2 separate regions of the Mus musculus genome follow, and region 2 is linked to region 1. Evidence: chromatin loops called from intact Hi-C (ENCODE). Cell type or tissue: left cerebral cortex. All regions are shown on one strand. Links, peaks and the distances in the headings refer to the core of each region. The heading gives the core; the rest is flanking DNA. Region 1 has its middle 61 kb from the start of Gm31126. Region 2 holds the start of 4930518P08Rik (RIKEN cDNA 4930518P08 gene).

The links. A loop is a pair of places that touch in the nucleus more often than their neighbours do. Peaks named below come from ENCODE experiments on the same cell type or tissue, not always from the same donor. Only the 100,000 strongest peaks of a DNase experiment are listed, where the experiment ranks them.
Region 2: a loop joins it to region 1, with 5 times the contacts of the local background. A loop is called at or near these places in 7 of 42 quality-filtered maps.

What each region holds. Positions count from the first base shown.
Region 1 is chr13:50,321,140-50,336,333 of GRCm38, reverse strand. It overlaps the pseudogene Gm46385. Among named protein-coding and RNA genes, the nearest start is that of Gm31126, 61 kb to the right of the region's middle. In left cerebral cortex, for the core only: a CTCF peak has its summit at 7,517 (motif pointing left); a DNase peak (open chromatin) is centred at 5,364.
Region 2 is chr13:50,755,985-50,771,178 of GRCm38, reverse strand. 4930518P08Rik (RIKEN cDNA 4930518P08 gene) reads left to right here and starts at 5,931. Exons shown (of 4, transcript NR_045364.1): 1 at 5,931-6,154; 2 at 6,401-6,721. In left cerebral cortex, for the core only: no CTCF peak of the experiment used is centred there; no DNase peak of the experiment used is centred there.

The DNA.
Region 1 (15,194 bases), core at 4,445-12,444:
TTTGTTACTGTACAGAATGATGTGCAGAGACAACAATCATGAATTTTCATCCCCAGTTCCAAGATAAGAAAATCTCTACCTGCATGAGTAGGACAGGCACAGAGGCCTATCCCAGGAGGCCCTACACAACTTGATGCATCCTGAGCCCCTATGAACACAAACCTAAGACTTGGTGATAGGGCAGTGACTGCCCATGGTCTGCCTTCCTCTCTGATGAGAGCAGGGTCCAGAGTTGATCCTGCAGTGTTTTACCATGGGTGGTACTGAGGGCCATGTCACACAGGCCTGCCCAGTAACACAGCAAGGCCTGCAAAGAACCAGAGACATCCCATTGAGTCCACTCAGTGCCCTCACTGGAGACCTGGATCCATCCTGCCCGTGCCATCACCTTGCTGACATGTGGACATGCAGCTCAAAGGATGCTGCACCTGTGCCACTCTGGTGTAGACAATGTCTGTCAGCTTATATATTGTTTTCTGGTGGACGGTTTCTTTGTGGATATTTGGAGACCTACATTCTCAATGTATATTCTTTCTGACTCTGATGAGACCACAGACCGTATCTGCATCCATCGTCTGCCCAAGTTCAACCTCCCTTCTTTCCTTCCATAATTATCTTTCAATTCCACATCCCTCTTCTAGCCCCAAAGGAAACAATCCATTTTCCATCCCCCACTGCTTCACCAGATCTCATCTCAACTTCCTCTTTGCATTTTCTTCATATATTTGTTTTTAGTGTAGGATAAAAGAAAATATAGACCGAGAAGATGGGAGGGCATAATGTGGATGCTTCAGTGCTTCTTAGAAGGGTGAACAAATATTCACATTAAGAAATATGGATTCAAAGTGTTGAGCAGAGCCTGAATAGATGACCACTCAGAGACTGCCCTAGCTGGAGATCCATCCCATATACAGCCACCAAACCAATACACTATTGTGGATGCCAGGAAGTGCTTGCTTACAGGACCCTGATATAGCTGTCTCCTGAGAAGGCTGTGCCAGAGCCTGACAAATACAAAGGGAGATGCTCACAGCCAACCCTTGGACTGAACACTGGGTCCTGGATGGCAGAGATGGAGAAGGGACTGAAGGAGCTGAGGGGATTTGCAGCCCCATGGAGGGAGCAATAATGTCAACTAGCAAAATACACCCTGGAATTCCAGGGGTCTGTACCACCAACCAAAGAATACACATGGAGTGAACCATGGCTCTGGCCACATATGTGGCAGAGGATAGCCTTGTTGGACATCAGTGTAAGGAGACGCCCTTGGCCTGAGTGTGTTTGATACCCCAGTGTAGGTAAATGCCGGGAAGGGAAAGACGGGAGTGGGTAGGTGGGTAGGGGAGCATCCTCATAGAGGCAGGAAAAGCGGAATGGGATAGGAAATTTCTGAAGGGGAGACCTGGAAAGGGGAAAACATTTTAAATGTAAATAAAGAAAATATCCAATAAAAATAAAAATTTAAAAAATGAATAAATAAAAGAAAATATAGCAAAATATATATGTAATGTCAATTCACTACTATAAACAAGTGCACAAACAAGGTAAAATGAAGGATGCTGTCAGCCCCTCAACGCCCATGTGCCTCTCTATCATCACTCCTGCCTACTGCAAGGGATGCCACCTTGGTTTAGGAATCTCCTCCTCACATTAAGTAGACTCTTGATACACTGAGCTTGTTCTGCTCAACTCAGCAGTCTGACTCAATCAAACTGTCTCCTCTCTGTCCGACAGCTTCCATTTTATATTATAGCATAGCATGATGCATCCTTGCTCAGTAGAGGCACATATGAATCATTTATATTAAATACTTTCACATTATTTTAATATACCCAGATTTCTCTGTTCTTTTCAAAGTTGACAGTTGTCCACATTTCCCCGTTTAATTGCTGTGACTTCCCTGGAGCCTGCTTCCTCCCTGCATGGTGCTATTATTAGCTTGTGTGCTTCTAGGGCTCCAGCTCAGGTGTACACAGGTTCCCTCTGGCATGTGGGTGGGTTTATTTTGTGACCCTTTGAATCTTCTTTTCCCAATTTCACTTGCTTTAGTCACTTTAGTGTTAGCCGATGGGGTTAGGGACTTTTATGATGTTTGGTGCCTGGTCACATTTCCATTTTAATGCATACAGGTGTGCCATTCTCCTACTCTTAACAACCTTTCTCTTCATTGATTCATAGGAACACATTCTGGGTGTGAGTCCTTTATTAGCTGTATATCTTGGCAGGAAATTATTCTATACCAAGAACTTTTCCCCTGAAAGTTGAGTTACCCATGGTTGTGTGCCACCATGTGAGTGCTTGAAACTGAACCCTGGTCCTCTCCAAGGCAGCCAGTGCTATTAATTACTGAGCCACCTCTCCAGTCCATAGGTCCTGATATTGTTTGGGAGGACGTTAAATAGGTCATTTCTCAAAATAATTTCATTTTTCCCCTACATATTGTATAGCTGTCCAATTCCAAGGAGAAAAAAACCTTAAATTTTATAGTGATTATATTGAATCTTAAAATTCTATACTGAATTCTCATTTTCATTAAGTTAGAATATGTATTGATTACAATAACCAGTACTATTATAATAGATTATTTTAAACTGTGAAGGTGATGCTACTACTGTAAGTTTAGAACTATTAAATATATCATTTCATGATTTTGTAAATTTTACCATCAAGGCTTCCCTGCTTATATTATATATTTTTCTAAATGCTAGTCATGTTTTAAAATTATGTCCACTGAATCAGTATGATCTTTGTGTCTTTACTTCTTTTGTTTTCCTTAAAATAAAAATATGAATTTGGGTGAGTAGCAAGGAAGAATTTTGGGAAAAGTTGAAGGAAGGGAAAGAATATGAACAAAATATATTGTATGGAAAACTTACAAATAAAACAAAACAAACAATGTTTGGGAAAATAAGACCAGCTGTGCTCGCACACCATGGTCAAATAATGTAAGATTCTTTTTGTTATATGGAAAAAAAACATTTTCTTGCTGCATATTGAACAGCTAACCGGCTACTTTGCTCACTTCTCAGAGCTTTACTCTGTTCATTTTCTTATAGATTCTGCTGTTAGGAATGACATGGTCTATCCCTGCTCTACTCCACTTCACACTGATACTCCATTCCCTCCTGTGATATGAGCCTTGAGACACAATTAGGTGACTAGCATGGAACCTCCTAATACAGTAATATGCTTATACATAGACCAGAGAAGAACTTCTATGTGCTCAATCATCTATGTGCAGTGAATGTGTGTGTGATGTCTCTCTCTCTCTCTCTCCCTCTCTCTCTCTCTCCCTCCCTCTCTCTCTCCCTCTCCCTCCCTCTCCCTCTCCCTCCCTCTCCCTCTCCTTCTCCCTCTCTCTCTCTCTCTCTCTCTCTCTCTCTCTCTCTCTCTCTCTCTGTGTGTGTGTGTGTGAGACCTTTCTCTTTGTTTCCTTCTATCAGGCAGGTGAACAAGAGGACCATCTGCAAACTAGAAACAGAGTCCTCAGCACAACCAAGTCATGTGTGCAACTCTGCCCTAATAGCACTTGGCCTGGCAGAGGAGCTAGAGTATACACGCCAGGAAAGACTAGGGGAGGGGGCCTTCATCAATGTAGGCTTAGAGAAGACATCAACCTCACTGGGTAATAACATTTCTGATGCAATTTTGCATGGAGGAACACTTGCACCTCTGTGGGTAACCCCTAACCTATGCTCTGTAAATAATGCCTAAGTGCTCCTTGCCTCTCAGAGTGGATCCTGCCTTAGTTTGTCACTGGCACCTTAGAAAGAAGGGTAGATGGTAAATCTCCTGGGAAGACATTCTATTGACACCTAATCTGATAAAGTTTACTTCCTTTCTTCTGGAGTCCAGTTTTCTTAACTATTCCATTCTCTGTCAGTACCTGAGGAATAGGAATTTAAATATTTTTCTATCATTGTAGGTATGAATAGATTTCTTATAGATTTCTCTTATATACTACATTCTGTGGCTCTCCATTCTCCCTGGAGGCTACTGCCACATGAATGGACAGAGTCAAAGAACAGGATTTGGATGGCCCTGGATACATGACAGACTTTCAGGATTAGCTTCACAGAGGTAGCTCAACTTTATTTGGTGTAAATCAAGGACTAAATAATCTTTGGAAAGAGGATAGCGATTTCCTAGATGGGTACGTATTACTGACTAGAGCTGGTACCAAAGAATGCCTACTTTGAAAGGAGAGGAATTCTAGGATTTTATGAACAGGTTCTTATCGGGAGAAAAGAAGCTGAACCTGTAACCTCACCAAGGCCATGTGACAGTTCCTAAGTAGAGGATATATGGGTCAGGCTCCCCAGATGAGGCAGAGAAGAAGCCCAGCTAAGAAAAGGGAGTCTTATATCCTGCACTGAGCTCAAGAAAGCTGTCTGGACATTGAGGACATCAGCAGCCAGTGCTTTCTTAAAGTCTGTTCATTTGTCAACTTAGTTGCTTGTTTGTTGAGATTCATTTCAATCATCATTGGTCCATACCACACTCAAGGGAGAGATAATGAAAGGGTGTGGCAATGTGTAGTAGGAACCCTATCTCCTCTTTAGAGTTCGTGAAACACATACTTTGAACTTTATCTACAACTTTTAGAGCTAGACACATACCTCAGGTGTTGAGTGTTTGGCCTGTCATGCTAAAAACTCTGTGTTCATGCTCCAGAACTGAAAAAACAAAGCAAAACTGTTTCTCTGTCTAGGAACCAATAATTTATACTGAAAAAACGTGATGACTTCCCTCAAAATGAGAATATGATTACAGCAATATGATTACTTTTCTCAAAGAGGAAGTTAAGGTCAATGCTACATTTTATCGTCTCCCAACAGTGCTAAAGTTACATAAACAGTTTTCAAACAGATGATATTTAAATGTAAATACTAAACAAAAACGAAGCATGCATTGTAATGTCCTTGACACACATGACTCGAGTCACTGCCAGCATGTTTAATTTTGCTTGAGTCAGTCACTCAGTGACTAAAGTTGTATGTTCACAAATGCCACATGCCACTCCAGAATACTTTTTTGCTCCGTGGTATTTAAAGAATTTATAGGGGAAAGATGAAACTGTCCATCTAAAAATGAATGTCATTTTTAAAAAATATGGTAGATGTTCCTGGTAGAACATATGTATATTTCTTCTCTCATTGAGTTTGAAAATAATAGTAAAAACTGGCACCACCTCTTTTAACTAGTCACCACAAAAGATCAAAGCAGCACTCACTTCATGTGGAAAGCCTTTGTGTGGGCAGAGACCTGGATGTGCTGGTGAGTTACAGCACCCACCACTGCTTCCACCTCTGCTGTTTGCATTGCAGTATCCCTGAGGCACTGACACTCATCCCTGTGCAGCCCTAATGTAGTTTCCTGATGGCTCTGCTTCCATGGTAACCTTTACTGCCAAGCCTTGAGCTTCCTTTCCATCCCTGAGCAGATGGCAAATGTGTAACACAAACCTGGGGAAGTCAGACAACCCAAATAAAGATCTGCAAAATATCAGTGGCAATAATTCTGAGCCTGGGACTGCTTAACAGAAAATAGCTCAATGCCCACAGCATAGAGGAACAAAATTATTGACAAAATGTATCACACAGTAGGTGAATAATGCCTGTAGAGTCAGGCCCTGGGACATGGAGGATGCCGTGACTAGGAATAGAGCTATGCCTGGATTCTAATTGTTGGCTTGGAGACATGGACAAGTCTCTTAAGATCAAAACTAAGTATTTGGCTCCTAGAATACTAGAAATTAATTTAAACATTACTGTAGGCACTGAATCCACACTATTACCTCCCCAGCTACAGTTTACTGATGAAAATCACACAGGCTGCAAAACGTTTATTCATGTATCCCCAGTGAGCCTCACCCCTAGAAGCAAGTCTACCCACTGGGTGGTGACCCCCATCACTCACTGCCATGTTCTAATATGGAAAAGTAAAATTCACCAGTGAAAACAAAGTAACAGTGATGACTTATGAAAGTCTAGGATACAATTCTCAGACAGAATTCCTCCAGACACACTCAAGAGCAAAACAAAAGTAAATTCAAGAAAAGATCATACCTAGGACACAAGAACAGTGGCAACACAAATAAAATTTATGAAAATAATAAAATACGGCCAGTGAACAAGAATAGCCTTGAACCTAAATGCTGGGTGACATAGCATATGAAAACATGGGAAGCCTGGGACATGAGGTGCTCTGTATACTACAGCAGTTCTGCTTACCCATCAGCTCTGGCAGCAGGTAATCTGGGTGCACCTTGGACAGGGTCAGTCTTTGGGGAAACTACCAGAGCCCTCTGATCTGCATAAAAGACAGTCATGTGGGGCAGTTCAACACTTATATTTCTCCAAGGGTTTCAGTCCAACTGTCCAAGATGGGTACCAACCTTACTGCCTGGGGGTTATACAGCAGATGAGTTCTGTGCCTCATAGTGTTCCCAGGACTATGAGCCATGTTCTGGGAAATGAGTGCCCTGGTCATTGATAACCTGGTTAGTTAGCTGTGCATCACATGAATTGCTCACAGCTTTAGAAGGTAGACATTGAGTACCTCCCTCACTAAGGAAAGCTTGCTGCAGCCAGTGACTGTGTCTACTCAGCTTAGAGTTGCTTCACAAAGGAGAATGTCTAACAGTCCCATACTCATGTACTGCTGCTCATGTAGTCACATGATAGGGCAAGAGGTAGGAATATACCTGTCACTGGGTTGTGACCACCAAAGAGTCATGGTATTTTAAGGACAATCCTACCCAGTTATTTCTGCTTTACTCCATTTTAGCACTTTCAAAAGAACTTTCTACATTTCCACAGCACCATGTCTGCTGCCTGGGTCAGGGCTACACCTTCCTGTGCACCAGTAAAGCCATCTCCATCTTTCAAGCAGGTGGGTTAGTTATGAATCAACACAATAGCTAGGGTCAGTGAGATGACCACAAAAATTGCCAGTGTGGTTACTCAGATAGACTATATATCCCTCATTAGAGAACAATATATTCTCTTCCACACACGTAGGCCTGACTACTCTGCCCAGGTGTTAGTAAAACAATCCTGCAGCCATGTTTTGGAGATACAGGAAGTCATATAGTCAAAATTCACCCTTGCATTGCCAATTTCCTGTGTTAGGCCTGCTTGATTGAGAGGCAGACTGTAATGCAGGAGTGTTCAAGACACTTGGGTTGTTTGCTAGAGTCTTCTGTTTGTCAAATATGCCAGGTATGTGCTGCCTTCCCTCAAGCCTCTGAGGTCACAGATGCTGGGAAGCCACCAGAGATGGTGAGGCATTTGAATAGATTAAATGAGCCCAACAGCAGCCACAAGAGGGTCAATAAGCTGCTGGTGAGGCCTTGGTGTTGTGAATCCACATGTCACTAATACAGAGCAAGGTCTGCTCTCTCAGCCTGAGGCTGAGTGGCCCATCAAACAGGACTCTATGGAGGACATTGAGTGACACAGGCACCTATCACAGACACTGCACAATGCCAGACTGTTCTCCATGGGTGGGTGAGCCTTAGCGCCACCTAATGGAGCAGTGGAGACCGTGCTAAACTTTAGAATAGATGAAGCTTCACTATTACCTAGAAAAAGGAAAATTCTTAGAAATATTCAGGATAATCGGGGAAAACAAGGTTCTTCTTCCCATCTACTGACATTTTCACTTTCAAAATCAGGGGACAGTTGAGAAATTTTCAGAAAACAGAGCATCACGCCTGGGAACTGGCAATAGGGACAAGGAAGGGAGTGGGCCCATGTTGTCTACACAAAGCTTCAGAATGTGTGGTGAAGCAGAGGCACCTAGCTGAAACTGGAACTCACTGGACAAGGAGTGAGCTTCTGAAACTTGTGGGACTATTTATCCACATAACTAAGAAGCAAAAAGAAAAGAAAGACACGTAGATCATCCTGGCAACATAGAAAGCCGAACTGACCAGGAAAACTGGGAGCAAGAGCTCCTTCAGGTACAAGGGAGGGAATGGAGCCACACCCCTTTGTGTCTATCAGGGAGAGAGAAAAGTATGAAGAAAAATGTACTAAGAAAGTTAGGCTCTGCTCTTCCTCTACAAAGGAGACTTTGCTGGCCCGGGTCCTGAGTGAGGAGAGCTATGTGACTGAGGATGTGAGTTGCAGAACCCTGACAGTGAAGCAATCAAAACTGGGGGTACATTGTAGGCTCTACACGAACAACGAAGCTATCCACATATAATGCTCATAGAGGGGAGCATATGGGGAGGGGAACTGTGCTATCCAGATTTGGAGGAGGATCTCCGGGCCCGTCTGTGGACAAACTGCTTCACTTCCCTTAGACCTAGTCTTCTTCGAAAGGATTCCTTCTTTCTCACTCATGCAGTAGCTTTGGAAACACAGAAATTGGTAGAAGAAGCACTCTATAAATGATAGGGCCAAATGAAACTTTCTTTGCAGTCATTGTCACTAGCCTGAGTCCAGGGACACCGGTGCTGGGGTTTTGCTTTCCTGGGCTCCACTTGTCAGTCAGTGGTCCCATCCTCTGTCTAATCTCTGAGTCCAGCCTGTAGAGATAGCTGGTAGTAGAACAGACTCAGAACCTATAAGGAACTTGCCACACATCTGCATAATGCTTACCAGTACCTCTAAAGTGACCCCAAGGCCTGGGCCTTACCTTGTAGGAAAAGTAAAAGCAGAATTCAAGTGTCTATGGAGCATGAAATAGGAAGGATATCTGAGGTCAGGGCAGTTGTGGGCCCATGGGCAATAGGGGTGACCCTACTCTGCCTACCAGGCCTCTTGACCTCATCCAACCCAGGCTGCCTCCTGAAGCCACCACAAGAGCTCATAACTGAACCACGATGAGTTCACTCTTGCCTCTCCTGCAGCATAAAATGGAAGAGCGACTCCCCACTTCTCAGCAGCCATCTCCCCCAAGAGCTTGGAGGGTAAGTTGGAGCAGAGATGCAGCAGGTACTGCTATGGCATGTGCTCCCTGCTCAGTGAGTCTCTGCTGGCTCCTGCCTGGTCTCTGAAAACTCTTCCTCTGCCCACCCTAAGCTGCTTCATTCCACAATCTCTCATTCTTTCCCACCTTGATATCAGGCTCCGTGACCTCCATTCTCCTCCCAGGCCTAGTACTACCTTGCAATGAGACCTAGCCCCAACTTAGGACCTGTGCTTAAGGTCAAGACCCAGGCCAAATTCCTATCCACTCAGCAAAAAACAGATCCTTCTAAATCTTTGACTAGACTGTAATAACAGCCTTCTATCTCAGCAGAAGGTGCCAATTAAATGAACTGTCCTTCCTGGAGTGACTGAAATGAGCAAAGGTAAAATTTCTCCTCCAGGAGTATCAAGATATAATTAGTGACCCCACTCTTAACCTTTCCCTGGGCAACCAGGCCACCCAGATCTCCTTGTCAGTCTCTGTCATTCATGCAGATTCCATCATCACAAGTGAAGGAGCAACACAGCCAGGAGCAGACACAGGACATGAACAGCACCAAGGCTCCCACTTCTCATGGGGCAAGTCTGATGTGGGGAGGGTAAATTCTCAAGGACATGTCAATGCCAGGGACAGAAAACTCCACAGTTGCTTGTGAAGGCAGCAAGGCTGTGCAGATGATGGGGTCCTTTAGCTCTAAAAGGCTGTCTAAGACAGGCCAAGATGTGAACCTGAAAGACAGAAGGAAGAGACTAGAGGAAAATGAGTGGAAGAGAAGAGCTACCTGAAATTGAAGCATCACCCACACACTGAGGCCTGGCAAGTGCCAATCCAGAAATCCCTTTAATGACTCAAGCAAGAAACATTTCTAGAACAACTTGCAAGTCAATCATGGCAGGAAGTCGGAGCAAAATACGCAGGGTGACCTCTTTGAGTGCTGCTGATGGTCTGCTGTCAACCATGCTTGCCCAAAGCCCAGCTTCCTCAGCCCATAAAACCAGCATCCTAGAATGGTTGAACATCCCATGAGAATGCCCACACCCAGGAGCCTATTCCTTGACCTGAGGTCTCATCTAAGTCAGAAAGTAAGACACCTGGCATCTTGTGAGGCTCAGGTTGGGCCCAAACCTGCAGGTTCTGGAGTCATGGGATCTCACACTGAGGGACACTCCAGCCTCATCGCTTCCCTGGCCTGCCTTTCCAAATTCTACCATCTGTGTCTCTTGCTAATGTTCCTATGTTCCTGGAAAAACTTCATCAAAAGGTTCAAGTCAGCTGCCATGGTACAGAATCCTCTCTCTTCCTGGTTATCTGCAGGGTTTCAGGGGCCTCAAAGCAGGACCCTATCTGCTTCTGCCTGGGCCATACAACTGCACAGGAGCACTGCCTGCCTTGTCAGGACCATGCTTGCTCTCTCCTGTTTAGAACCTGCCAGAGGAAGGCTGTCCTGGGAGCCCAGAGATTCAGCATGTAGTCAAGCCGGAGCCTTGCAAAGATGACGGGTGACACACAACAGGTGGGTAGGTGGGTGGCCTCAGAAGACACTGAAGACGTGAGACTATCATGAAGACTGAAATAGGATTCCAGTATCAATGATGAAAGCACCATGACTGTGGAGTCACTGGAGGTGCATCAGTGATGTCACTGCTGAGGGCTAATTGAGCCTCCCTGACAGCCTGATGTCACTGCCTGAATTATCAATGAATCTGGCAAAGTCAGGCTTGAGACCTGTAAAAACCTTTCCTCTACTCTAGAATGCAGGCATGTGGGCCTGAAAGCACAATAGTGAGAGGTGTACACTTAACAAAACAGTCTCCAGAATGGTCCCCTTGTCTTCTGCCACCTCACCGAGCCACACTCCCCACCTCAGCCAGCCTGTTCTCTGTCTCTCTCTCCCTCTGAGCATCTTCCAGAGCATCTAGAAGCATCATGGAGACTTTGGTGACTCTCTGCTCTCTGAATGAGCTTGAGGTACAGCAGAGAGCAGAAGGAGCATTTTGCCAAAGAGAAGGTTTCAGAAGGAGCCCCAGCAGGATACTTCTACAACCAGGAGAGAGGTGGCCACCAAAGGCCCAGAGCAGAACAGCAAGGAAACAGCATGGGCTCAGCTCAGGAAACTAGGTGGGTACTTTTGGGAGCACGCCCTCCCTACGCCCATCAGAGAAGTGACAGTCTCCCCCAGAAAGGCATTTTAAGGGAAGGATTGGAAATGTTCTGAAGTATGTGAATGACATTGACTAGGAAATGGATTACTTTTAGATTATTGTAATGTCCCTGCAGCTACTGTCCAGAGCTGGATCTAAGTCCAAAGGAATCTCTTCCCATACCTGGGAGAGTAGGATGTTCATGACATCATTAGAGACAGCCTAGTGCAAAAGAGCCTCTGACACAAAGAGGCCCATCATAATGAAGATGCCATGCTGAGGAATGCCCAGCCCTCTGAGGGCAGCTACTCCTATCAAGAGTGGGGGTCGCTATGACCTAGAACAAAGCAGAGTGATGAGAGACATAAGCCATGGCCATCAATCATATCAGCCCCAGAGGCCACAGACATCCAGTGAAAAACAAGGTGATCACAAACAGGGACAGCAATCAGACCTTGCTGCCCAGAAAGTCTGTGTCCAGGAGACTCTCCCCACAAAGTCCATAGGAGACAGGATTCTGGGTCAACTTTACCATGTCCATCAGGCATCAATCAGTAAGGTGGCACATCTGATCAACCCAATGCTTCTCATGTATGTTAGCAGAAAAAATATTTTTCAATAAAAATATATCCTCACAAAGGAAAGCTTTACTTCTTATGTAAGCATACCATCTGTGTACTAATGGCTGCTTCTTCTCAGGGCAGGGACTGCTTCCTTCTCTCAGTGTAGTGACTTCTCTCTGCACTGAGCTGGGCACAAGGCAGGGCAAGCATTTGGTCATCCTTGAAAAAGCTTCAAGAAGGAAAGGGCACATAGAGAAGTAACAATAACACTGACACTCACACTCACCCATATTCCCTAGCTGCACTGTGAGACTCGCCATCCCAGTACCAGAGAAAACGTCTTCACATATGAGGAGAAACACCATCCCTCCAGGGACCCCACCTCAGGGACTTGCTCAGCCTGACCCTCTGGCTAGGTTCTACATTTGTGCAGATGTAGGTATGGGTATACAGAGGCATAAGAAGGCCCAGCATCTCACACATCACAAGGAGGGCTCAGGAATGTTGGGGTTGTGCTAGTCTCCTGTGCCCTAGGCTTCCTGGAGAGAAATGAAATCCCCAGGACAGAAGCCAGTTCTCCATGATGAAGCCTGTGGGAGCTGAGCCTGGCAGCCCCTCAGCTTGCCCGGGTGACAAAGTAGTGTTTTCCTCCTCAGTTTTGGTTTGAATAAAAATGGCTCCCATAGGCTCATAAGGAGAGGAGGGATGTCCTTGTTTGGAGTAGGTGTGGCCTTGGTAGAGGAAATGTGTCACTGTGGAGGTAGGCTTTGATGTCTCATAGGCTCAAGCCAGGCCTAGTGACTCAGTCTTACTTCCTGCTGCCTGCGGACCCAGATGTAGAACTCTTAGGTACCATTCCAGCACCATGTCTGCCTGAATGCTGCTATGCTTCTTGCCAGGATAATGGACGAACCCTCTCAACTATAAGCTGGCTCCAATTAAATGTTTTCTTTTATAAGCTTTGCCATGGTGTCTCTAACTAAAATAGCAGTCATTGTTTGCCTCCCTGCCCCAAGACCCCTTGGAGATGCCACACTGAACCTGTATCCCTGCAATGTGTGGTCACTATGAATGGCATTTGAGGGATGCATCACTCTGACAAGGGCTCTCCTGCTTTCCATCTTCACAAGCCTATGTGTGTAGTCGTGGTGTCCATGGGCAAGCAGCCTCTGCCCTCACAGGACATAGCACTAACTCTAGTGATGGGACCATTGGCTCTGAGATTTCTCTCTCTAACACCATCCCAGTGACCCTTGCTCTTGGCCTAAACCACAAGCCTGGAGAAACCTCAGCTCCATCACACACTTCTGAAAGCAAGCAGAGCCTTTAGTCAGGAAATACTATTTCCTAAGAGCCCTTTTAACTCCAGAAAGCATGAATTCCTGATTGACGGGAAAGCCAGACCTAAGAACTCTGTACCCTGGTGACGTTTATACATACACAAAGCACTAACACTACACTCAGGGCAGAGGAGGGTACCTAATGCTATCGAGAGCATGACCTGGGATCATACAGCAAGTCCTTCTGGATTTCCAGCACTTGCTGTCCCATGAGACCAGCCGGAGGCCAGGCAATGGCTATCCTACAGGACTGGCTCACACAAAGGAAGGGGCTTGTTCAAAGTGCAGGAATTACCTGGGCACTGAGCAGGTCAGGAAGGGCCCTGGCTAAGCAGCACTCAACTCGAGGCAAGCTTCAAGTCCTAGGGTCTGTCCACTTGGGCATACAGATGCATCAAAACAGAAGAGCAGCCTGTTTTCCTGCTCTAAAGCCTTCCAGAGATTCCCACTATGAGAACACAGGTCACCTTTCCCCTAATTTAGGTGCAAATGCGTGCATATCTGTCTGTCTGATTACATGTGCGTCACAGACTTGCAACACTTGTGGAGGCTACTGATATGAAATCCTGCTTCATTTCCTGTGTTGGTGTAGTTCCTTCTTCCTCCAGACAGGTCCCTGGGATGAAGAGGAAGTGAAGTTGGAGGCCTGTACCTGTTCTGTAGCCCACCGGGGGGCAGTATAGGGCCTGAGTTCCCAGGGGCTCCTCCCACTTCCCCTCCCCCTTCCAAACATTCCTTCAGCACTCCCCCTAGAAATTGCCTCCCCGTTCTGGTCTCCACAGCCCTGCTCTAAGACTTCCTTGTCTCCTCCCAAGCCAGACTCTGCAGGACTCTCAGGCTAGGCTCTCAGGTTGGTAAAGTCATCTCGAGCAGGTTATTGGCCCCGGATGCTATGGTTTCAATATTGCCAGGCATGTCAGCTCCCCCAGTCAAGTCCCAGCACCCCAAGCACCTATGAATTCCCCCCAAAAGCCATGGGAGACACAGGTTCTCTGTTGGTTCCTGGGTAGGGATCCTTACAGGAAAGCTTCCGGGAGTTACATTAACAAGGTCCAGATCTGTTCTACTCCAGATTCACTGCACACCCGGCAGTTAAACAGCTGAAGAACTGCAAACCTTTCAGATATATCCTGATTGGCTGTAGGCATCAGGGCCACGGGGCTCCATGTGATCCTCTGACAGCCTGTGATTGGCTCCATTTCTGTGATTGGCTGGAATTTCTTTGCTGTGAATGGCTGACACTCGATTGCTTAGTTTCAGGATTAACCTACCCTTGGTTCATATGGCAAATGAGGTCACAGGTCTCTGTATGGTGGCCACATTGGACAAACCTCATTGGTTTTTGTCCAAACTAGAGTTCAACAGTCCCATTTCTTTCGTCCTTCCAGGTCACTCAAGTATAGGCGTTGATGGGCCCTGCCACTGTCTGCCAGGTTTGAAAGGAATATTAAGGATTCCTTACAAAGTTCACTGTTCACAGTGCCAGGTTAGCCCCGCACTCTTAGGGATACCTTCTTCGGCATTCTGACTATAAAGACACGATTTGGTGGGAAAGAAGAGCAACTCTTTGTTCAATAATTAAGGAGAGTCCTAAGAGATACAGGCAGACAATATTGCTGACATTCATTCTTCCTCAGAACCCTCTCTGAGGCTCAGGGAGCAAAGCTGCACAGCTTGACAGTCAGGCCTCAGAGGCAGCTCAGCAGCTTGTGAGCCCCACTGCTCACAGGCTGCAGATGGACTCCGGAGTGCAGGGTGACTGACTGAGAGATGCCCATTCCTGCAGGCCACCTGGCAACAGGCATCTTAGTGATCCGCAGGCCAATCCATTGCCTGCTTTGATTAATTTAACCATGATGATTTGAGTCAATGGTCTTTCCCTTCCCATTTGTGGGATTAACACTACCCTGACACTCTCTAAAATCAAACTTTGAAAGAGGAGAATCAAAAAGAATTGTTTGATGATGTTTTGAGACAAGGACTTGCTATTAGCACAGGCTAGACTAAAACTTTCTGCAATCCTGACTTAGTCTCCCTAAAGCTTGGAAACACAGACATGAACCTCTACACCCAAGACAACATCAAGAGTAGGCAAATCTCAACTCAAAATGATGAGCGTATCCTCCTGCCATCAGGAATTTGGGAGGCCAGAAGGCAGCGGGCTGATATAGTCAAAGTGGTAAAATTTGAGAACATTCCTGTCAGTCGTGTTAACTGGATATATGTGT
Region 2 (15,194 bases), core at 2,695-10,694, 440 kb before region 1:
CACAAGACTTCCAGGATATCTGGGACACTTGAAAAGACCAAACCTAAGAATATTAGGAGTAGAAGTGGTTACAGAGACAAAGTTTGGAGCAGAGACAAAAGGATGTACCATCTAGAGACTGCCATATTCAGGGATCCATCCCATAATCAGCCTCCAAACGCTGACACCATTGCATACACTAGCAAGATTTTGCTGAAATGACCCTGATATAGCTGTCTCTTGTGAGACTATGCCAGGGCCTAGCAAACACAGAAGTGGATGCTCACAGTCAGCTATTGGATGGATTACAGGGCCCCCAATGGAGGAGCTAGAGAAAGTCCCCAAGGAGCTAAAGGGATCTGCAACCCTATAGGTAGAACAACAATATGAACTAACCGGTACCCCTGGAGCTCTTGTCTCTAGCTGCATATGTATCAAAAGATGGCCTAGTCGACCATCAGTGGAAAGAGAGGACCATTGGTCATACAAACTTTATATGCCTCAGTACAGGGGAACGCCAGGGCCAAAAAGTGGGAGTGGGTGGGTAGGGGAGTGGGGGGAAGGGTATGGGGGACTTTTGGGATAGCATTGGAAATGTAAATGAGGAAAATACCTAATAAAAATATTAAAAAAGAAAAAAAAATCAGTGACTGTGGAATTATGCAAGTTAGAAAGTTTTATAAAAAAAAAAAAAAAGGAGTAGAAGAAGATACCCAGTCTAAAGGCCCAGAAAATATCTTCAAAAAAATCATACAAGGAAATTTCCCTAACTTAAAGAAAGTTATTCCTATAAATGTACAAGAAGCTTACAGAACATCAAATAGATTGGACTCGAAATGCAAATCCTGCCATCACATACTAATCAAAACACTAAATATGCAGAATAAAGAAAGAATGTTAAAAGCTACAAGGGAAAAGCCCAGCTACCATATAAAGGCAGATATATCATAAATTACATATGATTTCTCATATGAGACTCTAAGACCTAGAAGGGCCTGGTAAGAGGGCTTGCAGCCTGTAAGAGACTACAGATATTAGCCCAGAATATTATAGCCAAGAGAACTTTCAATCACCATAGATGGAGAAACCAAGATATTCCACAAGAAAACTAAATTCAAACAATACTTTTCCTCTAACCCAGCCCTACAGAGAATACTAGAAGGAAAACTCCAACCGAAGGAGGCTAAACATGCTCAAGAAAACACAAGAAATAAATAATTTCCCACCATTAAAACCAATAGAACACACACACACACACACACACACACACACACACACACACACACAACCACCACCAACATCAAAATAACAGGAAGTAATTAATATTAGTCATTAATATCTCTCAGCATCATTGGACTCAATTTCCCAGTAAAAGGATACATACTAAGAGAATTAATGCATAAACAGAATCCATCATTCTGCTGTGTCTAAGAAACACATCTCAGCAACAAAGATAGTTATTATCTCAGTATAAAGGTCTGGGAAAAGGTTTTACAAGCAAATGGACACAAGAAACAATCTGGAATAACTACTCTAATATCTAAAAAAAATAGACTTCCAACCAAAAGTAATCAAAAGAGACAAAGAAGGACACTTCATACTTATCAAAGGAAAAAAATCCCCCAAGGAGACATCTCAGTTCTGAACATCTATGCCCCAATGCAAGGGTAGTCACATTCAAAAAACAAACTTTACTAAAGCTAAATCACACATCAAACCCCACACATTAGTAGTAGGAGACCTTAAAACTCCCTTTCTTACCAATGGACAGATCATAAAGACAGAAATTAAACAGAGAGATAACAAAGCTAACAGAGGTTATGATTCAAATGGACCTAAGAGATATCTATAGAACATTTCACCAAACCACAAGTATTATGCCTTCTTCTCAGCACCTCACAGAACCATCTCCAAAACTGACCATTTAATTGGCTACAAAGCAAGCCACAACACATGATAAGATTGAAATAACCCCATGCATCTTATCAGATCACTCTGGATTTAAGCTGACTTCAACAACAAGAGAAACAACAGGAAGCCTTCATGGAAACTGAACAAGTCCCTACTCAATGATCACTGGGACAGGGAAGAAATTAAGAAATTAAAGACATTCTGGAATTTAAATAAAATGAGAGCACAACATATTCAAAGTTATTGGACATTATGAAAGCTGTGCTAAGAGGAAAGTTCATAGCATGTAATGCTCTCATAAAGAAATTTGAGATTTCTTGTGCTAACAAATTTAAAGTACATCTGAAGGTTCCAAGAATAAAAAAGAAGAAGCAAACATATGTAGGAAGAGTAGAAGACAGGAAATGCTCAACCTCAGGGCTGAAATCAATAAATGAGAATCAAAGAGAACAATGTAAAGATTCAGTGAAACCAAGAACTGGTTCTTTGAAAAAGTCAACACAATAGAGAAACCCTTAGCCAAACTAGTTAAAAGACAGAGAGACAGCATCCAAATTAAAAAAACAAACAAACAAACAAACAAAAACGTAGAAATGAAAAGGAAGGGAGACATAACAACAGATACTGAGGAAATCCAAAGAATTATTATGTCTCACTTCAAAAGCCTGTACTCCACAAAATTGAAAAGTCTAAATGAATGAATGATATTCTAGATGGATATTACTGGGCGAAGTTAAATCACAATCAAATAAACTATTTAAAGTGTCCTATGACCCCTAATGTAATAGAATCAGTCATTAAAATCTCACAACCAAAACAAAAACTGGCTCACATGGTTCTAGCACAGAATTCTACCAGACTTTCAAATAAGAGATAATGCCAATATTTCTCAAATTATTCCACAAAATATAAACAGAAGGAACACTGCCAAATGCCTTCTATGAGGCCACAGTCACCCCAATACCTAAAGCACGTAAAGACTCAACAAAAAAAATTTCAGACACATTTCCCCAATGACCATTGATGAAAACTTATTCAAGAAAATACTTGCAAACTGAATCCAAGAAAACATCAAAGAAAGCATCCACCATGATCAAGTAGGCTTCGTCCCAAGGATACAGGTTAAATATATGAAAATCCTTCAATACATTGTAATCCACTAAATAAACAAACTGAAAGGAAAAAAAAACATGATTATCTCACTAGATGTCTAAAAAGCATCTGACAAACAAATATCCCTTCCCGATAAACGTCTTGGAGAGAGCAGGAGAGAGGCCCAGAGGGCCAGGAGAATGAATGGAAAAAGCAGTGGTCTCAGTTGGAGAGGGTGGGCCTAATCCTGCAGAGACTACAGGGCTGAGGGGATACTGGGACATGGGGGAGAGTGCTGCTGCCTCAAAGGCTAAAGGGAGGGGATAGGGGAGGAACTCTGTGAGGGATGATGGGGGCAGTATTTGGGATAAATAACTGAAAATAAAAAAGTCTTTAGTGTACCTGGGTAGATCTATAGGCTGATCTATAGGCTATTCCAAGACAGAATTATACAGAGAAACCCTGTTTGGGGCCAGGAGGGAGGCGACAGTTGTTGTATAAACACAATGGCAAGTAAGCTGCAGTTTAAAAAGTCAAATCACTCTACCTCACTCTTCTTCCTCTTCCATCAGCCTGGCCTGGTGCAGCTTCCCTGACCGTCCTAGGCCCTTAAATACCCCACTCAAGGGCCGCCCACGCAGGTTCCTGCAGCCTGGACAATGGCCCTGGGGCAGCAGAGTCTGAGCATTGCTGAGCTTCTCTGTCAGCAGCAGCAACTAAGCGGGGAGCAAGAAGAAACTGCCACTCCAACGTCTGTGACCATCGGACTCAACAACCAACTTTTGCACAGGAGATCAACTGCTTGAAGACCTAGAACCCTTTCACCTGAGGATCCAACTTCACAGTCTGTCCATGCCCCTACAGAACCACCTTCACAGTCCTGCCCTCTGCTCTGAGCCCCTCCCTAAATAAGAAAGCTCCACCCACTTGCCCAGTTCTTAAGCTCTGGGATCCTGTGAAGGGGTGGGGATCACTAGCCAGGGCAGTGGCTCTGTGAAGAGTCTGCCTCCCAGGGACTATGCCTCCTACTGGAGGCAGAGGAGCAATGTACAACTGAAGCTGCACTCCTGCAGGATCTAGTTCTCCAGATTCCCAGATCTCAGCTGACAGGTAACTTCAGGCCTGGTGGTCCCAGGAGTCATTTGCCTAGCTGCTTGCCCCACGACTAAAACACATTGGCATCGACCTTTAAAAGCTGGGTTTAACCTGTAAATCTCTAGGCAGCCTCTGCAGCACTGTCTGTTTATTCATCTCCAACTGCAACAGGTCAACTGCTTAAACCACTAGAGAAAATTATTCAGACCGCAGCTTAGTCTCATATATACATAAAAAAATGAAAATATACTTCTTCTATGGACCACATGAAATATGGAACAGTGGTATACATAGCTATTTACACACACACACACACACACACACACAGAGAGAGAGAGAGAGAGACTGAGACAGAGAGAGAGAGAGAAAGAGAGAGAGAGAGAAACGTGTATATGTATGCATATGTATATGTTTATGTATACATATATACAAAATTCAAGCTAGACAGCACTAACCAAATTCTTAACTCTGGAATCATGTTCCCAAGCAGGAAGGGTTTCATGTTTTGTTTTTCTGAAGTGTGGCATAATAAATTCCCATTTGGGAGGAACGCCAAAGAAATGACATCTCCACAGAGCATGCGTTAAATCCTCATTGGAATAAACTGATTGGCTGATTATTTTTTTCTCTATCTAAAACAGCGATACAAAGTATACATTTATCAGAAACACCATATATAGAATACCAACAGCATAATTGTCTTTTGGGGACACACACATACATACAGTGAACACAACCGACAGGAATGTTCTCAGATTTTACCACTTTGACTATATCAGCCCGCTGCCTTCTGGCCTCTCAAATTCCTGATGGCAGGAGGATACGCTCATCATTTTGAGTTGAGATTTGCCTTCTCTTGATGTTCTCTTGGGTGTAGAGGTTCATGCCTGTGTTTCCAAGCTTTAGGGAGACTAAGTCAGGATTGCAGAAAGTTTTAGTCTAGCCTGTGCTAATAGCAAGTCCTTGTCTCAAAACAACATCAAACAATTCTTTTTGATTCTCCTCTTTCAGAGTTTGAATTTAGAGAGTGTCAGGGTAGTGTTAATCCCACAGATGGGAGGAGAAAGACCATTGACCCAAATCATCATGGTTAAATTAATCAAAGCAGGCAATGGATTGGCCTGTGGATCACTAAGATGCCTGTTGCCAGGTGGCCTGCAGGAATGGGCACCTCTCAGTCAGTCACCCTGCACTCCGGAGTCCATCTGCAGCCTGTGAGCAGTGGGGCTCACAAGCTGCTGAGCCGCCTCTGAGGCCTGACTGTCAAGCTGTGCAGCTTTGCTCCCTGTGCCTCAGAGAGGGTTCTGAGGAAGAATGGATGTCAGCAATATTGTCTGCCTGTATCTCTTAGGACTCGCCTTAATTATTGAACAAAGAGCTGCTCTTCTTTCCCACCAAATCGTGCCTTTATAGTCAGAATGCCGAAGAAGGAATTCCTAAGAGTGCGGGGCTAACCTGGCACTGTGAAATGTGAACTTTGTAAGGAATCCTTAAGATTCCTTTCAATCCTGGCAGACAGTGGCACGGCCCATCAAGGCCCATACTTGAGTGACCTGGAAGGACGAAAGAAATGGGACTGTTGAACTCTAGTTTGGACAAAAACCAATGAGGTTTGTCCAATGTGGCCACCATACAGAGACCTGTGACCTCATTTCCTATATGAACCAAGGGTAGGTTAATCTTGTAACTAAGCAATCGAATGTCAGCCAATCACAGCAAAGAAATTCCAGCCAATCACAGGAATGGATTCAATTACAGGCTGCCAGTTGATCACATGGTGCATGCTGCACATGATGCCTGCAGCCAATCAGACTGTATCGGAAAGATTCGCTGCTCTTCCGCTGTTTAACTGCTGGGTGTGCAGTGAATCTGGAGTAGAACAGATCTGGACCTTGTTAATGTATCTGCTGGAAGCCTTCCTGTAAGGATCCCTACCCAGGAACCAACAGAGAACCTGTGTCCCCCATGGCTTTTGGGGGGAATTCAGAGGTGCTGGGGGCGGCTCGGACTTGACTGTGGAGCTGACATGCCTGGCAATATTGAAACCATAGCATCTGGGGACACTGTTCTGCTCAAGGTGATTTTTGCCAACTGTAGCCCAGCCAGAGAGTCCTACAGAGTGTGGCAAGGGAGGAGATAAGGAAATCTTAGAGCAGGGCTTTGGAGACCCGAAAGGGAAGGCAATTGCAAGGGGAGTGCTGGAAGAATGTTTGAAAGAGGGAGAAGTGGGAGGAGCCCCTGGGAACTCAGGCCCTATACTGCCCCCTGTGGGCTACAGAAAAGGTGCAGGCCTCCAACTTCTTTCTCTTCCTCTTTATCCCAGGGACCTGTCTGGAGGAAGAAGGAACTACACCAGCCCAGGAAATGGAGCAGGGTTTCATATCAGTAGCCTCCACAGGTGTTGCAAGTCTGTGACACACATGTAATCAGACAGACAGATATGCACGCATTTGCACCTAAATTAGGGGAAAGGTGACCTGTGTTCTCATAGTGGGAATATCTGGAAGGCTTTAGAGCAGCAAAACAGGCTGCTCCTCTGTTTTGATGCATCTTCATGACCAAGTGGACAGACCCTAGGACTTGAAGCTTTCCTCAAGATGAGTGCTGCCTAGCCAGGACCCTTCCTGGCCTGCTCAGTGCCCAGGTAATTCCTGCACTTTGAACAAGCCCCTTCCTTTGTGTGAGCCAGTCCTGTAGGATAGCCTGGTCTTCGGCTGGTCTCATGGAATGGCAAGTGCTGGAAACCCAGAAGGACTTACTGTATGATCCCAGGTCATGCTCTTGATAACATTAGGTACCCTCCTCTGCTCTGAGTGTAGTGTTAGTGCTTTGTGTATGTATAAACGTCAGCCAGCTATGAGTCACATTGAGAATTCTTAGGTCTGGCTTCCACATCAATCAGCAATTCATGCTTTCTGGAGTTAAAAAAGCTCTTAGGAAATAGTATTTCTTGATTGAAGGTTCTGCTTGCTTTCAAAAGTCTGTGATGGAGCTTAGGTTTTTCCAGGCTTGTGGTTTAGGCCAAGAGCAAGGGTCACTGGGATGGTGTTAGAGAGAGGATGCTCAGAGCCAAAGATCCCATCACTAGAGTTAGTGCTATGTCCTGTGAGGGCAGAGGCTTCTTGCCCATGGACCCCACGACTGCACACATAGGCTTGAGAAGATGGAAAGCAAGAGAGCCCTGGTCAGAGTGACACATCCCTCAAATGCCATCCATAGTCACCAAACATTGTAGTGATGCAAGTTCAGTGTGGCATATCCAAGGGATCTTGAGGGGGCAAACAATGACTACTGTTTTAGTTAGGGACATCATGGAAAAGCTTACAGTCATGAGGTTTAGTCCATTATCCTGGCAAGAAGCCTAGCACCATGCAGGCAGACATGGTGCTGGAATGGTACCTGAGAGTTCTACATCTGGGTCTGCATGCAGCAGGAAGGAAGACTGAGTCACTAGGCTTGGCATGAGCCTATGAGACATCAAAGCCCACCTCCACAGTGACACATTTCCTCTACCAAGGCCACACCTACTCCAACAAGGTCATCTCTCCTCTCCCTATGGGCCTATTGGAGCCATTTTTATTCAAATCACAACTGAGGAGGACAACACTACTTTGTCACCCAGGAGAGCTGAGGGGCTACCAGGCTCAGCTCCCACAGACTACATCATGGAGAACTGGCTTCTGTCCTGGGGATTTCATTTCTCTCAAGGAAGCCCAGGGCGCAGGAGATAGCACAGCCCCAGCATTCCTGAGCCCTCCTTGTGATGTGTGAGATGCTGGGCCTTCTTATGCCTCTGTGTACCCATACCTACACCTGCACAAATGTAAAACCTAGCCAGAGGTTCAGGCTGATTGCTGTCCCTGTTTGTGATCACCTTGTTTTTCACTGGATGTCTGTGGCCTCTGGAGCTGATATGATTGATGGCCATGGCTTATGTCTCTCATCACTCTGCTTTGTTCTTTGCCAAAATGACCCCCACTGTTGATAGGAGTAGCTGCCCCCAGGGGGCTGGGCATAACTCATCGTGGTATCTTCATTATGATGGGCCTCTTTGTGTCTGAGCCTATCTTTTGCAGTAGGCTGTCTCTAATGATGTCATGAGCATCCTTCTGTCCCATGTATAGAAAAAGATTCCTTTGGACTTAGATCCAGCTCTGGAAAGTAGCTACAGGGACAATGCACTAACCTAAAAGTAATCCATTTCCTAGACAATGTTATTCACATACTGCAGAACATTTTCAATCCTTCTCTTAAAATGCCTTTCTGGGGGAGAATGTCACTTCTCTGATGGGCATAGGGAGGGCATGCTCCCAACAGTACCCACCTAGTTTCCTGAGCTGAGCATGGGCTCAGCTCACCAGCTTGGGAGGCCCTCATCCCTGCAAACCTTTTACTTGCTGTTCTGCTGTGGTCCTTCTGTGGCCACCTCTCTCCTGGTTGTAGAAGTATCCTGCTGGGGCTCCTTCTGAAACCTTCTCTTTGGCAAAATGCTCCTTCTGCTCTCTGGTGTACTTCAAGCTCATTCAGAGAGCAGAGAGTCACCAAAGTCTCCATGTTGCTTCTAGATGCTCTGGAAGAGAGAGAGAGAGAGAGAGAGAGAGAGAGAGAGAGAGAGAGAGAGAGAGAGAGAGAGAGAGAGAGAACAGGCTGGCTGAGGTGGGGAGTGTGGCTCGGTGAGGTGGCAGAGGACCAGGGGACCATTCTGGAAACTGTTTTGTTAAGTGTATACCTCCCGCTATTGTGATTTCAGGCCCACATGCCTGCATTCTAGAGTAGAGGAAAGGTTTTTACAGATCTCAAGCCTGACTTTGCCAGATTCATTGATAATTCAGGCAGTGACATCAGGCTGTCAGGGAGGCTCAATTAGCCCTCAGCAGTGACATCACTGATGCACCTCCAGTGACTCCACAGTCATGGTGCTTTCATCATTGATACTGGAATCCTATTTCAGTCTTCATGATAGTCTCACTTCTTCAGTGTCTTCTGAGGCCACCCACCTACCCACCTGTTGTGTGTCACCCATCATCTTTGCAAGGCTCCGGCTTGACTACATGCTGAATCTCTGGGCTCCCAGGATAGCCTTGCTCTGGCAGGTTCTAACCAGGAGAAAGCAAGCTTGGTCCTGACAAGGCAGGCAGTGCTCCTGTGCAGTTGTATGGCCCAGGCAGAAGCAGATAGGGTCCTGCTTTGAGGCCCCTGAAACCCTGCAGATAACCAGGAAGAGAGAGGATTCTGTACCATGGCAGCTGACTTGAAACTTTTGATGAAGTTTTTCCAGGTAAATGGGAACGTTAGCAAGAGACACAGATGGTAGAATTTGAAAGGCAGATCAGGGAAGGTATGAGGCTGGAGTGTCCCTTAGCATGACATCCCCTGGCTCCAGAACCTTCAGGTTTGGGCCCCACCTGAGCCTCACAAGATGCCAGGTGTCTTACTTTCTGACTTAGGTGAGACCTCAGGTCAAGGAAGTTAGGCTCCTGGGGGTGGGCATTCTCATGGGATGTTCAACCCTTCTAGGATGTTGGCTTTATGGACTGAGGAAACTGGGCTTTGGGCAAGCATGGTCGACAGCAGACCATGATCAGCACTCAAAGAGGTCACCCTGCCAGTCTCGCTCCAACTTCCTGCCATGATTGACTTTCAAGTTGTTCTAGAAATGTTTCTTGCTTGAGTCACTAGAAAAGGGATTTCTGGAATGGCACTTGCCAGGCCTCAGTGTGTGGGTGATGCTTCAATTTCAGGTAGCTCTTCTCTTCCATCCATTGCCCTCTAGTCTCTTCCTTCCATCTTTTAGTTTCACCTCTTGGCCCATCTTAGAGGGCCTTTCAGAGCAAAAGGACCCCATCATCTACACAGCCTTTCTGCCTTTACAAGCAACTGTGGACTTTTCTGTCCCTGGCATTGACATGTTCTTGAGAAATAGGTCACAGGCTCTCTAGTCTGCAATACCTGTCTCCTGTTTGTCTCCAGTTCTGCTGTACGTACATGGAAGATCAAAGTCGTTGGGCATGTGGAACTGGTCAAAGCCCATCCCCCTATTTACTTGGTTCCGATGTTGATCATAGGCTCTCAGGTCTTCAATCCATGACTGCAGTTTGTCTTCAATTCCTCTGTATGTGAAGGGACAGTTATGCATCTCAGGGATTGTGACATGGCCACAGCTCTTTCTGCTTGGTACTCTGCTATGATCTGTGTAATACAGACCCCCAGAAGGATAGGATGAGCCACCTAGCTGGGATGTCAGTGATTCCACTGTACACATTTGTACCTTTGGTTGGTCCCTTTCAGTGTTTTCCTGGATCTGGACAAGAATACTCACGAGGGATTGTATTTCAGCTACCATATTGTAGATGTCCTTGTATCTTGTTACAACCTCCTGCATTTGGACAGTAGATGCTGGGGTGTGATCATTGTGTAAAGAATCTCCCTGCCTGTTATATTTTCTGCTGAAGTTTTCATATTGTAATGGATTCCTTCTGATGTACTTCCAAGAGCATTTAGAAATAATCTCTACTTTTCCTGGTATCCAGGTTGTATCATTGAGCTGGGTGGAGCTTGGGATGGAAGGCCTCACTCCCCTAAGGCTTTCTCCCTGACGTATGCCTGTAGATCTTACAATACTCTGCCTCTCTTCATAGTGATGAAGCCACTTGGGATCCAACAATTTGATTTTATCCTTCAGGACACTGATCTCTTTAGTTTCCACCCTTTCATGGGTCTTCATCTAAGCCCTGGAAAGCTTGCATGTTTTGGCATGTATTCTGGGCCATGAGTACTGCGAAAGCAAGCTGACCTTGGCAGGATGTACTGTATTGGGTCCATCTGGATCATGTTTCACAAGCCAGGCTTCTGGCTGCTCCTTTGATATTAAGTCAACCTTACGGTATGCTTGTGGTTTTAGACCTGAGTCCTGTGAGTTGTGTGTGGTAGGTGTTTGGAGATGGCCTGGAATTTGGTTGGCCTGTAAAGATCCAAAGTTCCTGGGATCCATAGTGATGGCTTGGTCATTGTGAATGTCACTGGATCCCTGACTCACTCTCAATGCAGGAGACAGCTGTTCTTTTTCCTCCACTATATTGCTTTATTTGGCTGTTGAAGGTGTGATACTTTCTTCAGGGTCAATCACTATCTCCTGAGTCCACATGTGTAAACCTCTTCCATGGTTGAAGCTTTGGCATTTTGGGGCTGGTATTGGGTTGCATCTTGTCTTTTCCTGTGCATTGGATAGTTCGGCTCTGTGGGGGTTTTACCTGGAAGCAAAAAGCAGGTTGCCGAATACTCAGGTATCCCTGCGATCGATCTGGTTGGGCTTTTGAGGGCCCATGGCTGACAGCAGGTGGAGGTGTTCTTTGGGTCTCCTGAACCTCTGCAGGTGAGAATGTAAACTCAGCACTCTCAATCCTGGCATTTGAAATACTTTCCACCCTTGTCCCTCATGGATCCTTGTGATGTAAATTTTCCAGGACCATGACAGCCTTGGAATAGTATTCAGCCTTGGAACCACAGATGGGTGAGGAGGCAAACCCAACCTGGGGAACTTTTGAGGCTGGAACCCCAGGTGGATTCAGATCCCTTGCCTCAAGGTTCTCCTGATATGGTCTTCTGTGTTTCTTTGGGAGCTTTGTGCTGTTTGATTCCAGCTTCCTTTCAGTGTTTGAGTCAAGGAAGGAATGTTGCTCCTAAGGGTTCTTGTAGGACAGAGTGTCTGTCCTCAGTGCAGGGTTCCTGGATTTTAGCCCCTTCCCAGGGCTGTTGCTTGAAGTGGAAGGCACATCTTTGTCTCCTACACCAATACCCTTCTTGATGGTGTTATGTATATCACAAGTTGCTATGTCCTTCTTTACAGGTACACCCAAGGGAACAGACTCCATCATTTTACTACATTTGTAGGGTTTGGAGTTGACGATGGAAGGCTTGGCAGCCTGGGAGAGTTGAGACCTTCTTTTACAATAATGATCACTATTTACTGGGAAATGTTCCTGAAACTGGGTCAGTTTCCTGGATGGGTGGAGTGTGACAGGTTCTCCCATATGAGGTGCCTTGTCTTCATTCTGTGGCTCCCCATTGTTATGGATGATCTGACAATTCTCAGGAAGGATGGATGCTGTCCTGATACCTGTAGTGTGCTGGGTGCCCTTGGACAAGTTCTGAGTGGGCTTACAAATAGCTTCTTGATGTTTTTGGATATCAGAAACTTTGGTGTTTTTCCAGTATATTCCATATGGCAAGGACTGGTGTTTAGTTGTTAGTGGTGTCTGTGTCCCTCTCTCAGTGGTAGGACATGCTATTCTACAGGTCCTTCTCTTGAAACAAGGAGACATTTGGTTTGATGTAGAGCTTGGGACCATTTCCATTTCTTGGAACCATGCCACACCTTCCAAGCTTGTGTCACAAGTTTCAGAGGCAATGGCAGGTCCTGGGAAAGCTGTGGTTGTCCTTGCCCCTGGGCTAGAGCTTGGGCAGGGCCACAGGCATCACAAAACCTCACGATTTTCCCTTCTGACAAGGTAGGGCTTCTGAGGATATGGGCAGTAGCCAGAACTGACTCAGGGAACAGAGAGGAAATGCCCCAGAATATGTGACTAAACTCCTTTCATATAAGATGCTCCAAGACCTTGAGGTAAGACAACTACTGAAAGAGAGGAAGGTGATCCATTTTGTGAAGAGGGTTCCACAGGGGTTGTGGTGGGGAGTCCTGGAGCAGTTGCTTAGTGGAACTGCAAAAGAGAGCAGGCAAAACATCAGCCCCAAGCAGAGGATCAAGAAAGCCATCAGTCTGTGTAAATATGGCACCTGTAGCCATACAGTGACTCATTGCCTCCGTGTCACATGTTCCTTATTCTCACATCCAACAGGGCTGTCTTCCCATTCCACACTGCATAGCAACTCCAGACCCTGAGCTCACAATCAATCTGGCTTGAAAATTCCCATGAGACAAAGATTTCTTACATTCTTATAGGTTGTGATGGAGTCTTGGTCTCTTCCACATTTTTTCCTCTATCTCTACAACTTGGAGATAGTTAAGTAAGAACAGGACAAGGAATGAGAACACAGAGGAGTGAGGCATCTCTCTTATGATCACCTCTGCAAGGTCTCTAATGGTCAACTATCATAGTGCAAGGAACACTGAAATTGAGAAGGGAATGGAGGGATCTCATGTCTCCATTACACTTTCCTGCTCCTCCCTCAACTTGTGTAATTCCACTTACAACATATAATGCCCCCAGGATCAGTTATCTGAAAGAGAAATGCAGATGGGAGTATTGAAGCAACCTGCTGTCAGGTAGACCATGGAGTTCCCTATACAGGGCACAGCATCAGTCCAGTGCCTTGAACAACACTCACATGTGTAGCTCCCATCCTAGCCCAACCACAGCTTCTTTCTGTCACAAAACTTGGGTGTTCCCTGATTCTACTTTCCTTCCCAGAAGTCCCTCTTACTTCCTGTATGTCATGTCCTTGGACGCATGGCTCTCTCATCATGAACCTGGTCACTAAATTGTAGGCCAGATGGAATCTCTCTCCACAGGAAAGCAGAAGCCTACCTTTTCCAGTAGCAGTTTTCTTCCTGTTCTTGTTCTGCCCCCTCCTCACACCCTGCCATTTAGAAACAACACAAATGAGCTGGGGTCTGTTCTTCCTCTCTCTGGTATACAAGCTGCCTGCTCTCTTTGGTCTTGAATACATGAAATCTGCATTTCCCAGTGAGCTCTCTCTCTCAGCCATGTTTGCCTCATTCACACTGTACTCACTTCCTTATTGCCTTGTTGGAAAAGTTGCAAAAGGGGCTATATATGCTACACATACCAGGGATGTCCTCAGTCAGTGTCCTCAGACAGGATCCTACCCAAGGCTGAGCACCTGTAGCTGCCTTTGTGCTGTCAGGTGATACCTGCTCCCTAAGAGCCGAGGAGACTCAAGCCCTGATCTGAGGCCCTTGGTCTCATCACCTGCTTGTTGTCAGCACAGCACAGACAAATCAAGAGCCTCAGCAGAGGACAGATGATCTCTTCTGAGCTTCTCCTGTGTCCCCACCAACTCAGAAATGCAGCCTGTCCATGGAGCCTTAGTCCTCCTTAGTGGCCTCTGTGTCACCCTGTACAGTGCTCTGAGAGTGTCAGGCAGACACCTCAGCGCCATTTTAGCCTCTGCCCTGCCCGCCAGCCCCTGCAGACTGAGGTACTGCTCTTTCTGGTGACTTCCCCTTACCTGTCTGACTACCTGACCAGGAAATATGAGAGCAGCAGTCAAGAGCAACACAGTTGCTGCTCCAGTGTGTGTGTCTACTACTGCTCTACTCACTTTTGGGGTATGACTTTCACTTCCAGGTAGTGGTGACACTGAGCAGTCCTTCAGGAAGGGGAGTAGTAGGAAAAAGAGCCCAGCTCCACACATAAAGGCAGTGGTCATGTCCATTGCTATGAACACAGAGCTGGGGCTCATCCATGAGTCTCTAATGCTATTTATCAGAGCAAGAAAATTCTCCATCTTCTGAATTCCCACACAGCTGTCAGAACACTAACACAATGGAGCTGCACCATGGAGTACAGCGTGTGACTTGTCAGGAGGGCTCAGGCCACACCACAGTGTGTCTGACTTTTTATTACATGTCCAGGATTATGAGTTCAGTTACAATTAGAAAATGCAAACAGAACAGATTGTATTATTATCAGCCCTGTAACTCCAATTTAGAGAATTTAAAGAATGTCTCCTCCAAAGCAAACATGTTGAATTATTATATGACAGCCTGCTCTGAGGCTGGAAGTGTTTGCAATTGAAAGCTTTCCAGACAAACAGAAAATATCTGAACCAGGCTTTTTTATGAATACGAATGCAGAAACCTATCTCCTTTTATTATATATTTCATCATCTAAGCTATGAAGTAGGAAAAGCTAATTTTAGTCAGTCTACTGAATTCTATTCCTCCAGAGGTATACCCTGTATGACCCCCCTATCTGTAAACTACATTTTTATATAAGTGTAAGCTATTGTAAGAGGCCTTGACTCTGTAACCTATTCTCCTGGCCAGTCCGAGTTTGTCAATTGTCTCTGTTTACACTGCTCCTTTTATACAGTTTGTGTTAGCTCAGGGGTAGAAGTCTAAGAAGATTCCTGGA